Linked DNA regions of Homo sapiens: region 2 is linked to region 1. Evidence: read pairs that join two places in POLR2A ChIA-PET (ENCODE). Cell type or tissue: OCI-LY7. All regions are shown on one strand. Each heading gives the region's core, and the rest is flanking DNA. Links, peaks and the distances in the headings are about the cores only.

Region 1 (4,402 bases), core at 68-4,067:
CCCTAAAAATACAAAAAATTAGCCGGGCATGGTGGTGCACACCTGAATTCCCAGCTACTCAGGAGGTTGAGGTGGGAGAATTGCTTGAACCTGGGAGGTGGAGGTTGCAGTGAGCCAAGATCACGCCATTGCACTCCAGCCTGGGCGACAGAGTGAGACCCTGTCTCAAAAAAAAAAAAAAAAAGAAAAGAAAAGAAACATGGAGTGGTAAGATAAAGCTAAAAGTGTAGAAAGTAAAACGCTTTTCTTGATATACTCCATTAATAAAAAATGTGCGCCTTTGGGCCGGCACAGTGGCTCACGCCTGTAATCCCAGCACTTTGGGAGGCCGAGATGGGCAGATTACCTGAGGTCAGGAGTTTGAGATCAGCCTGGCCAACATGGCGAAACCCTCTCTACTAAAAATACAAAAATTAGCTGGGCATGGTGGCGCATGCCTGTAATCCCAGCTCCTGGGGAGGCTGAGGCAGGAGAATCACTTGAACACAGGGGGCGGGGGTTGCAGTGAGCTGAGATGGCACCACTGCACTCCAGCCTGGGCGATAAAGCAAGACTCTGTCTCAAATAAATAAATAAGAAATGTGCACCTTTTCTATCAGCTCAATGTTTTTTTGTTTGTTTGTTTGTTTGTTTTTTTGAGACAGAGTCTCGCTCTGTCGCCCAGGCTGGAGTGCAATGGCACGATCTCGGCTCACTGCAACCTCCGCCTCCCGGGTTCCAGCGATTCTCCTGCCTCAGCCTCCCAAGTAGCTGGGACTACAGGCGTGCGCCACCATGCACGGCTAATTTTTGTATTTTTAGTAGAGACAGGGTTTCACCATATTGACCAGGGTGGTCTCGAACTCCTGACCTCGTGATCCGCCCGCCTCAGCCTCCCAAAGTGCTGGGATTACAGGTGTTAGCCACCACGCCCTGCCAGCTCCATGGTTCTTAAATGGAGATCCAAGAATGATATATTTTCAAGGGACTTCAAGGGACTTCTGTGTGTGAAAATTTTATGCTTCAAATTCCACAAAAGTATAAAAACAATGAATAGAGTCATTTTCTGGATGACTTCCTTTTAACCGAAGACTGTCATTTAACTTTAGCATGCAAGTTTGCATTTGTCTACCAGCGATTACCAATCACCTAAAATGACAATATTTTACCCATAAGCATGCTTACAGCAACTATAAAAGTAGGGTGTCCTATCGTCAAAATGACAGCAATTGACCTACAAATTCCATCACATTCATGTTGAATTCTCTTAGCAGTTACAAATAAAAAAGTTCTTTTTTGAGGTGATAAATCTTAACTGAAAATTGTTTTGTGAGCAGTAATTTATTTTAGAAAATTTTGTTATATAAAGTAATGCTCTAAATTAAAATCTTAGACAAAACCACTCATTTTGTTTTTATTTTATAAATATCTTTAACTTCATAGTTGTATAAGAGTATCAAAACGGTAAACCTAAGTTCTTTTGTAAGTACTCTAACTAAAAGACACTCATAAGCCTGACATTTCAGACTGTCAGTGTTCAGAGCCCACACTATCTCTCCATCTTTACAGACAGTGTCAAACTCATGATGGCATGACTTACGATGGTGCAAAAGTGATACACACTCAGATACCCATAAACCATTCTGGTTTTTACTTTCAGTACAGTATTCAATAAGTTACATGAGATATTCAATACTTTATTATAATAAATAGGTTTTGTGTTAGATGATTTTGCCCAACTGTAGGCTAATATAAGTTGAGAAACATCTGTATTTCTATCTATTCTCCTTCAGGGATCATGGTGTTCCACTCCAAATGATTATTTAAAAAATTTTTCTTTATGGAAAAAAGATTTTCTAAGTGAAGATGGTACTATCTTGATTGCCTAAGAGACCTTCCTTTTCCCATCCTCAACTTCTTGCAAAATTTTTTATCTTATCAAAACCAATCAAGATACACACCTGAAATGGAGCCGCAGGATAAGCCTTCTTTGCCAGATGCTTGCACCAAGTGTAAATCTGCTATCTGGGCTCCAACAGCACCTCTTTTATGGTATTCACCACATTCTGCCTTCCATACAATTGTCTATATGGTAATTTTAACTCCCTTATTTTATTCTAGGTTTTATGAAGACAGAACTGTGTCCTCATTTGTTATTAAATAGTTGATTACATAACATTTTCTCAAGAAATATTTACCACAGTAAAGTAAAACCATTATTTATCTACCCTTTATTTAAAAAATACTAGAAATATATTAGACTAGTGTGTTATAAATAACTAAGTTATTTATAATGGATACCAAATACATCTGCAATCTGTGTTCACAGCAACAAGCTTACTTCTCACTCTTGCTAAATTTCATGAATTTCTTTTAAAAGTACAGAACAGTATTAAGCTCTACAGAGATTGATCTATTTTTTATGACAGCTTTAAATGGCAGAGAAATTCTGAGGAGAATACAGTAGTAGATTAAGAATTGGGGAGGAGCCAAGTATAGCTTTTGGTGCTCTGATCAAGGGTATATTGCTGTATTTCTTCCTAAAGTTTTTCTGCCAATAATTTCAGTACACACAACTGCCAACGTAAACATATTCAAGTAACTGAGTATTTACATGTTTCCCAATTGTGGTCATCAACAATATTATTTAATACATCTTTCATCCAAGATATAAATTATCAAATATAACAAACATAAATTATCAAATATAACGAGAAGAGGCTCACATTACATGCCTAACTTTTATTTTAGAAAAAACAAGGTATGAAATGGTTCTATTATGATTTAAATACACTAAAAGTCAAAGAACTGAATACTCTGGATTCTAAATTAAGGGCATTACACTTTAAACCTTCCCATAAAGATTTAAAACTTACCTGTCATCCAAAACAATAATTATTTCACCATGTTTAAAGGTGAGTTCATTGTCCTCAACAGCTTCAAAATCATATAAAGCTCTCACTTTCCGTGCAACCTTATTATTTAACTGAATTTCTGAAGATGGATATAAGGATTTTGTTTCTGTGTGTTGCTGTTTCTGTTCTTGCAGCGATAATTCAATAGCTAGTTTCAAAAATTAAAATGCAAAGAAACTGGAATTAATTTTGATAAAATAAACATTAGATGACAATGTAAAATTTAATAAGAATAAATCAAGCATTTTATTTGTCTAATTACATGCTACAGTTAACTTTCGGGAGGGTGGGGCAGGGCAGGGAACCATGACATTTTTAAAATAAAGTTTTTGCTCATTCTTTATTATCACGGTCTGTCATACACAGCAGCAATTATTTTTATAGCAAACAGATTGTGACATTATAATATGGGTAGCTTTCCATATAGGATAAGCCATGAACATATTTCTCTGCTTGACTCATAACTTTGGCATTAAAAAAAGGTGAAATGTAATCTCTCCAAAGGTAGCACATCAAATACATATTACTGAAAAAAGATAATGAATTAAATTCATTTGATAGCATGTCATTTGTTTTCCTTACTTTTTGGATGCTACTAGTTTTTAGATTTGAGGTAAAAATAAAAGTATGCTAGTTTTATTATCATTTTTATTTCAAAAAAATGTTCTGGCAAATACATATATATATTTTTTGAGATGGAGTCTCACTCCATCGCCAGGCTGGAGCACAGTGGTGCCATCTTGGCTCACTGCAACCTCCGCCTCCTGGGTTCAAGCGATTCTCCTGCCTCAGCCTCCCGAGTAGTTGGGACTACAGGCGCCCGCCACCACGCCCAGCTAATTTTTGTACTTTTAGTAGAGATGGGGTTTCACCTTGTTGGTCAGGCTGGTCTCGATCTCTTGACCTCATGATCTGCCCACTTCGGCCTCCCAAAGTGCTGGGATTACAGGCGTGAGCCACCGCGCCCAGCCCTGGCAAAGATATTTTAAGCAACACTAAATTACATGTGCTTGATCATTTACCTTTAGCTATGTCTTCATCCTCTTTGTTTTTGTTCGATGACGTACCATTCTTGGCAGCAGCTGAGACAGTCTGTAAATGTATGAGTAAAATGAACACAACTATCTTTTCAAACAAAACACAAGCTCCATAATTACTTGCAGATGGTAAATTTTAAAAAATACTGATATAACTGAGTTTCATTTAAAAGTGAAGTTCTTTTTTGAGACAGGGTCTCATTCTGTCAGCCAGGTTGCAGTGCATGGCACAGTCATAGCTCACTGTAACCTCCAACTCCTGGGCTCAAGTGATCCTCTTGCCTCAGCCTCCTGGGAAGCCGGAACTAGAGGTGTATGCATCCACAACCGGCTAATTTTTATTTTTTGTAGAGACAGGGTCTCACTATGTTTCCTGGGCTGATCTGCAACTCTTAGCCTCAAGTGATTCTCCTGTCTCAGCCTACCAAAGTGCTAAGATTACAGGCATGAGCCACCATCACTGGTCTAAAA
Region 2 (4,402 bases), core at 67-4,066, 300 kb before region 1:
TGTGTGGTATGTGCCTGTAGTCCCAGCTATTTGGGAGGCTGAGGCAGCAGGACTGCATAAGCCCATGAGTCCAGGAATTTGAGGCTGTAGTGAGCTATGATCATATCACTGCATTCCAGCCTGAACAACAGAGTGAGACTATGTCTCTAAAAAAAAGTAATGGGCAGGTGCATTGAGTAGGCATTACGTTTGCCAGCAGAGTTTAGACATAGGAGGAGTTAATTTACCTAAGTAAAATCCACTGTAAATTCACAGACAGCATAATTCTCAGGAAATTGTCAGTCTCTGGGTAGTTTTCTCTAGGATAGATCATAATTAGATAATATTTAAGATTTTTAAATATAATGTGCACATAGTGTTCCCTCTTCAGATTAAGGATGACTCCAGTCTCCATCCTAATCAAGTTCCCATAGAATTTTACATGTAAGGTTGTAAAAAGCATGAGTGAAAAAGTGACAATACCTGTAACCCAGAAATTGCTGTGGGATATGGTGAGAGTGCCGTGGAGCCCAAATTCCTTCCCAGCAGCGGGGTCATGGGTGTGCTACTGGTTGTGTGGGTGGCACGCCAGTACGCCTCCAGGTACTCCCCTAGATGTTCACATGCATCCTCAAGCTGATTTTCATCCAATATAACATCAAACATTTCCTGTAGATGACAAGAAAATCCACTTTACTTCCATTTTAGGTTTTAGGCAATGAAACCTAAAATTCCACTTAACACAGATAATAGCATTTTTAATAGCTATTAGCTAAAATCAAATTTGAGGTGCTATATGGGCAGTTTCTAAAGTTAGGGTCAAGTGAAGAGTTACACAGTTATCCATGAACGAATGTAGACATTAATATAAAAATGAAAGTGTTCATTCAATATTTGGATCTTTTTTTTTTTTTTTTTTTTTTTTTTTTAAGACGGAGTCTCATTCTGTTGCCCAGGCTGAAATGCAATGGCACGATCTCGGCTCAATGCAACCTCTGTCCACTGAGTTCAAGCAATTCTCCTGCCTCAGCCTCCCAAGTAGCTGGGATTACAGGCGCCTGCCACTGCGTCCAGCTAATTTTTTTGTATTTTTTTTAGAAGAGATGGGGTTTCACCATCTTGGCCAGGCTGGTCTTGAACTCTTGACCTAGTGATCCACCTGCCTTGGCTCCCAAAGTGCTGGGATTACAGGCATGAGCCACAGCGCCCAGCCGGATTTTTCATTATTTAGAAAGAAAAAGATGAAGTAAGTGTAAATGTGTTACAGGTAAAATATGACAAAAACCCACGTGTATTCACATCTTTAGCCATGTATTCCTATAGAGCTGCACTCTACACACTTTGGAATATGAGAGAAGCAAGTTTGTGGCACTGAGAAGGGAGTTCTAGACATGTTTTGGGCAATGACCACATCAATGGAATAAACATTTTTTCTCCTAAGGTAACTATGTTGAAGGGAATAACATTTACTTAGGTAATTTTCAGAATGCTTGTGAAAATAACATTATCTGTTTTATGATAAAACAATAAGGAAAGAAAGTTTAGGATTAATAACAGAAAACCACATGGCAGTGGTTTCTGCTACCACAAGATCATTTTGTGAAATGGTTAAAAAAGAACAAGGGGTGTTTAGTTAGGGAAAGCAGGGGGTCACAAAAGAAGTATCTGCTGTCCACGTTTCGGACAGTAAGGCCATTGTTCAACATCTGGTCTGTACTCAGGAAGTTGTTCTGTTCCAGAGGAGCAGGGTGGCCCCCCTGTCATTGCAGTGTGGCTGGGAACACAGACAGGATATACCCCAGACATATACTCTTCAGAGGGAAACCAGAAAACTTTGGCACCACACAAAGAGAAAAGTCATTCCACAGGTAAGTGTTAGCACATCTCAACTTTCTTTCTTTCTTTCTTTTTCTTTGAGACAGTGTTGCTCTGTGGCCCAGGCCAGGGTGCACTGGAGCAAACACAACTCACTGCAGCCTGGAACACCTGGGCTCTAGCGATCCTCCCACCTCGGCTTCCTGAGTAGCTGGGACCACAGGCATGCACCACTGTGCCTGGCTAACTTTTTTAACTTTTTGTAGAGATGAGATCTCACCATGTTGCCCAGGCTGGTCTCAAACTCCTGGGCTCCAGCGATCCTCCTGCCTCGGCCTCCCAAAGTGCTGGGATTACAGACGTGAGTCACCACACCCGGCTCACATCTCAACTTTCAATAGTAGGATTGACCTTTCCCACCACCTTCATCTGCTTTTATGAACTCATTTTACCAAAATAAGAACCTCCCAGGAATGAATCAAAGACAGGGTCACTGCCATCGGCACTGATAAAGCTGGCTGAAATTAGGTTAATGGCAACTGGATGATGTGAAGTTAGTGGTGTCTCAGTTCAGTCATTCTCTTCTGTGCTTAGAACAAGGACTCCTGAAGCAGAAGTCACCATGGAAACAATCTCTCTCCCAACATTTACTATTTAAATGTTTCATCACATCAATTTTTATGGAAAATTTTGGCCTTAAATTGGAAAGCCATTTGGGGTTCTTGGAACAAGACTAGGAAAAGAATAAGATGACTTCAGTCCAAATGGACTCATGTTTGAGAAGACTTAGCCAGTTCAACTCATGTAGAAAATTCCCCCCAACCAAGAACAGTTATTAGTAGATTTCAGATTATTTTGCATATTTTATTCATTCATAAAATACTCAGTCCCTATTTTCTTCTAGGCACTGTGGGTATACAGTGGCAAGGAAAACAGACATCTTATGCTCAAGAAGCATAAAGTGTGGTGGGAGAGATAAGTATTAAAATCCATAATAATCTATGTCACACTGGGACTTTAATTCAGAAAAATAAAGAGACTGAGCCAGTTAACGTTTGAAGCTGCAGCATAAAGTTCTGGATTTGGAAGGAGGCTTGGAGAGATGTGTGAAAACTGAACTTACAAGGAAGGGGAAGTTACGAGTAAGCCAAAGAATGTTATCTGTAGAGGGACGAAAATAAAACAAAAAAAAAGAGAAGCAGAGGCACAATGGAAGAAAGAGATCATATGGCCATGAGTGCCAAGGAAAGCAGCTACTGCCTAGAGTTTCTGTCAACATATATGCTTACAATAAATCCCCTTTTCCACTAAAGTAACCCAAGGGAATTCCTTGTCTCTTGCAATCAAAAGCCCCTCCCCAACTCATGTAAAAGTTCAACAGTTACAAATATAGAATCTCAGAACTGTCCATGATGCTTTGACATAAATAGAGGCATCGAGGTGCTGACTTGAGTGAGACAAGGACAGCTACACCCCAAAGGACATCCACAGACTCAGATGGCACAGGAGGAAGAAAGAGGAAACGAGGCAGCACCAGAACAAAGGACCAGTCTTTCCGCCATTCCAGGCTAAAGTGTGCTGCAAGTTCTACATTTTATGTGACTTGGAGTTGGTTGTTTATATCATTTTATTTATGTGAACCATAAAATTTGATTACATGGGTCTCATTCTATAATATGGGTTTGATTAGTCTCAACAAATCATTTTCTTGCTGTTTCTTAAAGTGCCAAACTGAAAAACCTTCCAAGGATACCTAGGCCGGATGGGTCCTGACATTCACAGCCAGGATTGCAAAGCCCAAGGAGGGTAAGCAGCACCTATGGCAGAATGTTATTTGAATGAGGTTTATATCTACTTGGCCGTTCTACTTGTTACATTGTCACGGTTGTAGACATAATTAGTGGCACATTTAATTGCCATAAGTTTAATAAAGCACTTCTCTTTGCCAATGAATGGATAGAATTTGTATATATCAGCACATGGTATAAGCCTCAGTCATTTCTAGGAAACTGCTTTTGCACTGCTAAAAGACAGATACAGGTTGGAAGATGACTTGAAACTGCTTTTAGGCTTTCAAAAAACACAGAGAAAAGCAAATTTCTGCTTCTGAATGAATACTGACATATGTGGCTTATTTTCATCTAGGAAGAATTTCACAGCCTGTATATCTGTGACAATTTTTCTCTTTAGCTGTTTAGGAAATAACACAGCTGAGTAGATCAGAGTGATAGAAACTCAGTATCAGGGAAAACAATTTTTAAAAATCATACAAGAAATGCAAAAAGAAGCAACCCAATGAATTATGCAAACCAGCTATGCCAATTTTTCATAAATTTAAAGGTTCAAGTGTAGTCAGCTCCTTACTATGCAATATGTGGCCTGCAGCATGGGCTATGGATGCAGAGAGCTCCTAATCAGCAGAAGTCCCGGGCAGCGAACAGTTACCCACTCGGTGATACCATGCCCTTGGTGCAGCCCAAGAGAAGGGCAACGCTGAGCTGTTTTCAAAGCATGGCCACAGGGAACACCTTTGCCCTTGTATGATGGGATATTCTCTTCAGCTGAGGTAGACAGAATGGTGTGGCTGCCAAAGTAAATAAGTAGTGAA

What was found. Peaks named below come from ENCODE experiments on the same cell type or tissue, not always from the same donor. Only the 100,000 strongest peaks of a DNase experiment are listed, where the experiment ranks them.
Region 2: POLR2A ChIA-PET joins it to region 1 with 10 read pairs; 2 of 35 experiments call an interaction of 5 or more read pairs at or near these places.

What each region holds. Positions count from the first base shown.
Region 1 is chr2:152,140,972-152,145,373 of GRCh38, forward strand. It overlaps STAM2 (signal transducing adaptor molecule 2), which reads right to left. Exons shown (of 14, transcript NM_005843.6): 6 at 3,917-3,986; 7 at 2,856-3,042. Among named protein-coding and RNA genes, the nearest start is that of STAM2, 33 kb to the right of the region's middle. In OCI-LY7, for the core only: no CTCF peak of the experiment used is centred there; no DNase peak of the experiment used is centred there.
Region 2 is chr2:151,841,441-151,845,842 of GRCh38, forward strand. CACNB4 (calcium voltage-gated channel auxiliary subunit beta 4) reads right to left here. Exons shown (of 14, transcript NM_000726.5): 13 at 463-648. Among named protein-coding and RNA genes, the nearest start is that of ARL5A, 15 kb to the left of the region's middle. In OCI-LY7, for the core only: no CTCF peak of the experiment used is centred there; a DNase peak (open chromatin) is centred at 1,951; H3K27ac peaks cover 407 bases.